Regions from separate parts of the Homo sapiens genome. Here regions 2 and 3 are each linked to region 1. A link is an interaction called in ENCODE POLR2A ChIA-PET data of the cell type or tissue named here. Cell type or tissue: GM12878. All regions are shown on one strand.

The links. Peaks named below come from ENCODE experiments on the same cell type or tissue, not always from the same donor. Only the 100,000 strongest peaks of a DNase experiment are listed, where the experiment ranks them.
Region 2: POLR2A ChIA-PET joins it to region 1 with 12 read pairs; 16 of 35 experiments call an interaction of 5 or more read pairs at or near these places.
Region 3: POLR2A ChIA-PET joins it to region 1 with 10 read pairs; 16 of 35 experiments call an interaction of 5 or more read pairs at or near these places.

The regions. Positions count from the first base shown.
Region 1 is chr10:102,000,492-102,002,991 of GRCh38, forward strand. ARMH3 (armadillo like helical domain containing 3) reads right to left here. Exons shown (of 26, transcript NM_024541.3): 15 at 1,480-1,581. Among named protein-coding and RNA genes, the nearest start is that of ARMH3, 54 kb to the right of the region's middle. In GM12878, no CTCF peak of the experiment used is centred here; DNase peaks (open chromatin) are centred at 1,150 and 2,110; H3K4me3 peaks cover 590 bases; H3K27ac peaks cover 2,383 bases.
Region 2 is chr10:101,888,846-101,891,345 of GRCh38, forward strand. It overlaps ARMH3 (armadillo like helical domain containing 3), which reads right to left. Exons shown (of 26, transcript NM_024541.3): 24 at 567-645. Among named protein-coding and RNA genes, the nearest start is that of KCNIP2, 46 kb to the left of the region's middle. In GM12878, a CTCF peak has its summit at 964 (motif pointing right); a DNase peak (open chromatin) is centred at 976; H3K4me3 peaks cover 525 bases; H3K27ac peaks cover 1,461 bases.
Region 3 is chr10:101,897,732-101,900,231 of GRCh38, forward strand. All of the region lies in intron 23 of ARMH3 (armadillo like helical domain containing 3), which reads right to left. Among named protein-coding and RNA genes, the nearest start is that of KCNIP2, 55 kb to the left of the region's middle. In GM12878, no CTCF peak of the experiment used is centred here; no DNase peak of the experiment used is centred here; H3K27ac peaks cover 170 bases.

The sequences.
Region 1 (2,500 bases):
CTCACACCTGTAATCCCAGTACTTTGGGAGGCCAAGGCGGGCAGATCACTTGAGCCCAGGAGTTCAAGACCAGCCTGGGCAACATGGCGAAACCCCGTATCTACAAAAAATACACACACAAAAAAAATATTATCCAGGTATAATGGTGCACACCTGTAGTCCCAGCTACTCAGGAGCCTGAGGTGGGAGAATCACCTGAGCCCAGGAAGTCAAGGCTGCAGTGAGCTGAAACCACACTACTGCACTCCAGCCTGGCTGACAGACTGAGACCCTGCCTTCAAAAAACAGAAAAATAAAAAGTTCTAGAGATGGATGGTGATGATAGTTTTGTTGTTTTTTTTTTGAGATGGAGTCTCACTCTGTCATGCAAGCTGGGGTACAGTGGCGCGATCTCAACTCTCTACAACCTCCACCTCCCGGGTTCAAGCAATTCTCCTGTATCAGCCTCTCGAGTAGCTGGGATTACAGGCACATGCCACCACGGCCGGCTAATTTTTGTATTTTTAGTACAGACAAGGTTTCACCATGTTGGCCAGGCTGGTCTTGAACTCCTGGCCTCAAGTGATCCTCCCGCCTCAGCCTCCCAAAGGGCTGGGATTACAGGCATGAGCCACCGTACCCAGCCAGTGATGATGGTTGTACAAAAATATGGAAGTAGGTAATGCAACTAAATAGTACATTTAAATATGGTTAAGATGGTAAATTTTGTTATATATACTTTACCACAATAAAAACAAACATAAAAATTGTGAACACTCACATAAATCCTGTATAAAGAAAAATGCTAAGTAGGGGAAAAAAAACAAAACTAAGATATATACTGGATAGAATTTGCTGTGTCTCCTTCCAACCCCTTCTCAATCCTAGGACAACTACTCCACTACTCTACCACCAAGTAAAAGGCCATGGCAAAATCACAAACAGAGGAAAAACAGGAAATCACACAACAAAACCTCAAACTTTTCCAACACTCAATCCTCTCCCACTTCCACTCTTGCATTTCTAGGATGGGTATTGACACTTCTATTTTAAGTGTTCAAGAACAGAGTCCCTCTGAATCTCACCTCTTCCTACTGTACTGTGTACGACAGTCCTCTAATTCTCACCACGAGCTGATGCTTTCAGTTCCTGTCCTCAAAAGGGAATTCCCTGAAGCGTGCTAATCCCTCCACTTCCCACACATAAGAGTCTGCATCTACTTACCAAGATCTGCTAAGAAGATTTGCTAGCTTTCAAAGAGACCAATTTTTTTCCTGTTCTATTTTTGAGTACTCCCCTCCAGCTTCAGGTTTTCCCAACACCACCTAATTGCCATCTAGCAATTAGGTGAGACATCACTATTTTCCAGCAATGAAGACCATGTACACAAGGCCCCAATAGTTCATCTTGTCAAAGCTTCAAAATATTAATGTTGCTCTTTGATGCTAGCTGCCTGCCACACCTTTGACTTCCTGAGCCCCCAAAATAGCTATGGCTTACCTTTGGTGTCCTGCATGACAATTGAGCTATACTTTAAAAAGGTTATCAGTAGATTACTGGTCTGTACATCTGCATCCAGTGGGAGTTCCACAGAACTTATAACTGGAATAGAACAGATAAAATGCACTTAGCCTGCAACATATTCCATCTAACACTTCTACCCACATAGCCAATTTGCCAGCAGGCAAAAAAATCACTAAATAAGCTTTTTCCACAACAGAGGGAGGACCAAGTGCTCATCACAAAACTTTTATCTACTCTTCCTAAGCCTGTAGAGCCCCCTTCCTATTCCCCAAATTAAGCCCAGTGACCTGCTCTCCTATCTAGGGCCAGTCTCCAAGAACGGTGCTTTTTCTCCCAACATCCTGGGAAGGGTATGTTGATTCCACTTCCTGCCCCAAGTATCCCCAAAGAGTTTAAGGCCCTTCTTAAAGAAACTTCGATTTCTACCTGAAGGAAAGATCTGTATTGAATATAAATGAGTTTTACTTTGATGGGTCTCCTGCTTGAAATCAGTGAAGATTCCTCCCTAACAAGGAGAAATCTTGCTGAATTTTGAGAACAAGTCTTTAGGCTGGACGTACCCATGATAGAGAGGGGAAAATGTTAAGGCAGAACTATATTCAAATTCTACCACTATTAAGTGGCAGACTTCCCTTCCCCGCTTAAGGGAACTGAAAGTAATAGTAGACTGAAAACAGATGAACAGGTCAAGCGCAGTGGCTCACGCCTGTAATCCCAGCACTTTGGGAGCCCGAGTTGGGCACATCACCTAAGGTCAGGAGTTCGAGGTCAGCCTGGCCAACATGGTGAAACCCCATCTCTACTAAAAATACAAAAATTAGCTGGGCATGGTGGTCGGTGCCTATAATCCCACCTACTAGGGAAGCTGAGGCAGGAGAATTGCTTGAAACCGGGAGGCGGAGGTTGTAGTGAGCCGAGATGGCGCCACTGCACTCCAGCCTGGGTGACACAGCGAGACTCTGTCACAAATAAATAAATAAATAAATAAATAAATAAA
Region 2 (2,500 bases), 110 kb before region 1:
TGGGAGAAGGGGAAATCAGGCCAGATTTAAAGAAAACAAAGACACAAGGCTATCTGCATCTCTAACTCAGTCCATACCACAGAAAAACCTCCTCAAAAATAATTGCTCAAGGCAAAGAGAACTCAATTACTAAGGAAAATCTGTCCCAATGAGGGCTCATGTTTTAACGAGCCAAATAGCTTCAAATTAAGCTGAACTCAGGGTTTTTCTAATTGGCAGTTTCATCCATTTCTAAGTTCTCATTTCTTATTTTCAAAAATCAAAATGACTCTCTGCCTAAAATTTTAAAAAAAGAAATGCCTTATCACACTCTAAAACAAATAATTCACCAGATTTTCACCTACATATCTTCTATATAATTAACAAACCCTTCAGATGGCACAAACGCAGACAGCATCACTCTGTATTAAAAGTACTATCAACCAACCCCACACTAATTCCTCTCAGCAGCCTGGCCCTGGTCACTACCACAAAAGCTCAGTCACAGAATCCCCCTGCCATCAGAGAGAAGGCAACTGCTTGATCCTAGCCACCAACTAGGTCATCTGGGGAAAGTAGTGGCTTACCTGCTCCTCTGACAGTTGGGATATGTGATTCACAGCAGCGTAGGACTCAATTTTGGGGTTAAAGTGGTTGATGATGGCTCTGAAACAAAGAATTCGTATTAATATGGTGCCAGATAGAAGAGGTGGATACATCTGTTAAAAAATAAGGATCAAGTACCCTCTGGTTTAGAGTACTAGAGCATGGGACCGATTGTGACTGGGTAACTTCCTCTTATTGAACATGAGGTAGTCACAAATGGGGGTGAATTGATAACTCTGAAGTGGGAAGGATTTACTATTAGACAGAAAATAGAATCAAGCATCTCTGCTCTGCAAATGAACTAACGGAAAAAACCCAAAGCCAAACAAAAATATTGAGTCCTTCAGATGAGAAAGGGAACCCAGAGGGCTGTCCACTAGGGGGCCCTGGTGCTTCAATCAGAAAGAAAAGCTGTCTTGTCTGACTTGGGAGAACAGGGCACTCAGTAAAGCTGGGCCAACAACATATAGGCTAAATAGAAGCAATCTTCATACTTGTTAGTAAATAGTTTCAAACCAAAATTTTATATCCGGCCATTCAACCCAAAAGCTGAGTGTCATTTTAAAACACTCCCTTCTCCATCACTTAGTCACATCCAAAATTACCTAGTCTTATCAAATCTACCTCTTAAAAATCTCTGAAATCTGAAATAAATTTCCCTGAAACCAGTGCCTTGGTATAGGTCTTTGTCATTTCTTGCCTGGTGTAGCAAAAAGAACACAGGTTTTAGATCAGGGTTTTACATGAGTCCATATGAATATAAATGATTCATAGAGAGAGACAAATCTCTTTTTTTCATATATATATATATATTTATTTATATTTATATTTTAGACAGGGTGTCACTCTGTTACCAAGTCTGGAATGCAGTGGCACAATCATGGCTCACTGCATCCTTAACCTCCCAGGCTCAAGCGATCCTCCCACCTAAGCCTCCCTAGCAGCTGGGACTACAGGCATGTGCCAGCATGCCCGGCTAATTATTTTTGTATTTTGTTGGTAGAAACACGGTTTTGCCATGTCGCCCAGGCTCAAGCCTGGGCTCAAGCAATCCACAGGTCTCCACCTCCCAAAGTGCTGGGATTATAGACATGAGCCACAGCGGCTGGCCAACAAATCTTTCTCATAGAACAATTTCAAATAATATATGTAGATACTTCTCCCTATAGGAAATGAAGTTTATTTCTCATTCCTGAGGGTGGGCTAGATTTAGTGATTTATTGCCAAAGACTAGAGTAGCAAATGGGAAACACAGTAACTTTATAGCAAAGAAGCCTGGTAAACACTACCTTAACCAAATGATGAAGCTGTAGATTGCCAGTGATATCATGTAGATACCATGTAACCCTTGGTATGATCTGATGAGAAGGGCACTTAATATCTCAATCTAATCACAAGAAAAATATCAGACAGGGGACATTCTACAGGATACCTGACTGGTATTTTTTTTTTTTTTTTTTTTGAGACAGGGTCTCACTTTGTCATCCAGGCTGGAGTGCAGTGGCACAAACATGGCTCACTACAGCCTCCATCTCCTTGGCTCAAGCAATCCTCCCACTTCAGCCTCCCAAGTAGCTGGGACTACAGGCATGTGCCACCATGTCTGGCTAATTTTTGTATTTTTTGTAGAGATGGGGTTTTGCCAGATTGCCCAGGCTGGTCTCAAACTCCTGAGCTCAGGCAGTCCTCCCTCCTCACCTCCTAAAATGCTGGGATTACAGGCATGAGCCATTGCTCCTGACGCTGACTGGTAGTTTCTTTCTTTCTTCCTTTTTTTTTTTTGAGACGGAGTTTTGCTCTTGTTGCCCAGGCTGGAGTGCAATGGTGCGATCTCAGCTCCCTGCAACCTCCACCTTCCGGGTTTAAGCAATTCTTCTGCCTCAGCTTCCCAAGAAGCTGGGATTACAGGCCCCCG
Region 3 (2,500 bases), 100 kb before region 1:
AATTGCTAAAGCCAGCCACAGTGAGGGATGGCACTGTGCCCAATGCACCTTTAAGAGCAGGAATCTGGGCCACCCTCCAATGCAACTGTCAACTTCTGACTGCAGAAGATAGAGGTCACTTATACAGGCTGAAGCAAAATGAAGTGGATAGATGGAACAGTAAGGATGAACAGTAAACCGGCTGGGGATTTCTTGGTCCATTGTAAACTTATTCTCTCTGACTCATGACTCTGCAAAGCAGCTCTCTTTTCCCAAGTGCCGGGTGGTTGTTAACTGAGACACATAGTTAATGTCGAACTTGCATTAAAGATAAGCATGGAAATGTTCCTTTAACAATGTAGGCAATATAGCTTAAGAGAAAATGTGGACCAGGCACGGTGGCTCTCCCCTGTAATTCCAGCACTTTGCGAGGCTGAAGTGGGAGAAGTGCTTAGCTCAGGAGCACAAAAAAAAAAATTTTTTTTTTTTAAAATTAGCTGGGCATGGTGACATGTGCCTGTTGTAGTCCCAGCTACTCAGGAGGCTGAGATGGGAGGATGATTTGAGCCAGGGATGTCAAGGCTGCAGGGAACCATGATCACACCACTGCGCTCCCTAGCCTGGGTGACAGAGCAAGACCCAGTCTTAAGAAATAAAAAAAAAAGAAGAAGAAAAAGAAAATGTGGATTCCTCCTCATATCCAATATAAAGCTAAAGCAAATCCTCCAAAATGCAATCTCCCATGGACAGAAGCATCTACGAGTCTTTAATGAAACAATAAATAAATAGTTTCATTCAGAAGCTCAGAACATGGCGATTGTTTCATTACTGAGATACCTGAAGGAAGCAGGCTATCTCTAAAAGCTGCTATGTACATCTTTCAGGCAGAACAGGGAAAAACAAGCAAAAGTTGTTTTTGTAACTCTCATTCCAAGGAAGGAGGAAACATAACTGTTATACTCAATACGCGCACACGCGCACACACACACACACATATATGTATGTATATGAAGATTCTTGAAGGTTTCACCCTAAAACTACTCTTATAAGACTACCAGATTTACATTAACGAGTCTGATTGTGGGTGAATTTCTCAAGCTTAGTAAAAAATTTGGATCTTAAGCTCCAACCTCATTAAGAGCTGTAGCCCTGTATTTTCAAATGCTTACTAAATATTTACACCTGGATGTCTTGCTTTTGTTTACCTGGATCTCTTCACATAGAATGTTATCACCACTAAAAAGCCTAAGTCATCTTTTTCCTTGAAGGCCCAGTTAAAATACCATTGCTTCCCCGAACAACATGGTTCATACAGAAAACAGCAAGGCTTTAGAGAAAGGAGATTTGAAAAAATCTGGATTCCTCCACTTATTAACTGTGTGACTTTGGGCAAGAGACCAACCTCTCTGAGTAGTAGTTTCTTTGGTTGAATTTCACTTCCAAAACTTTCCTCTCTGTTTTCCTGTATACCATCTAACTAGCCCTAAGGAATTTTTTTTCCCCCAAGGCAGCTTCCCTTTTCCTAGACCAGTCCAGTGATATACTACTATGCAATATACTACAGAGTATGTTCTCAGGTATCTGAGATTAAAGACAAGAAAACCATCATATTCGTAATTGCTTTTACCTGGGAAACCTTCAGGCATACAGGTAAAATACTGGCTTTTGAGAAGGGGTAAAGGTATGACTGAGTGTATGTGGCAGTAGTTAAAATGGTTCATCTGAGGTTGAGTTATTTAATTTTAAACTAACATTTCTTTCACCTTCAGAATTGCCTCACAGACTCCCATTTCATGCAGTACTAAGCTTCCTTCTTCATGGAGTCAATGAATCTTCAGCCCACCCAAATCACCAACAACAAAAAAAGCAATTTCCCTTGATGCCTGTTAACAGAAGTGCATTACAAGCCTCAAAGACTCTGCTGATTAACATTAAACAAAATAAAACCTCAAGTAAGAATACCTTCTAACCTTTTCACTTTGAAACTATCTAATCAAAACATCAGCAACTGACCTGTTAGGATTATCCTTCTAACTTACCCCCTAAGGTTTAGGTCTTAACCCTTTCAGGACAATTATTTCCCTCCATAAATTATACTACTGTCCCTGTGGCCATTCTTTTCAGGACCAAAGACACAAAAATGGAACCTTAGTTAGTATAAAAGGCATTTTGACAACCAGCAAGAAGGATAAACTACTGACCAGTGCATCTAGTTGCTTACTTTACCCAATGATCCAATGTAAATGGAGAAGAATGAACCACAAGTGTTGAAAGAACCACAAAAGTCAAATGGACCATCTACATTTCCATAAAAGGCATCATCACTTAATCCATTCCCCTTATGTCTACTTTTTATTAAATCTTTCAATAAATGAAAAGAGGCTCCAAAACTTTCCTAAACATAAAACACCTATAAGATTATCCTATCGTTGCTCAGATCCATCACTCTGTGCTTCTGACTACCTTACTCTGTTCTCTAGTGGCAGGTCCGAAGTTACTGGCAGAGTTCCTGGGGCTACAG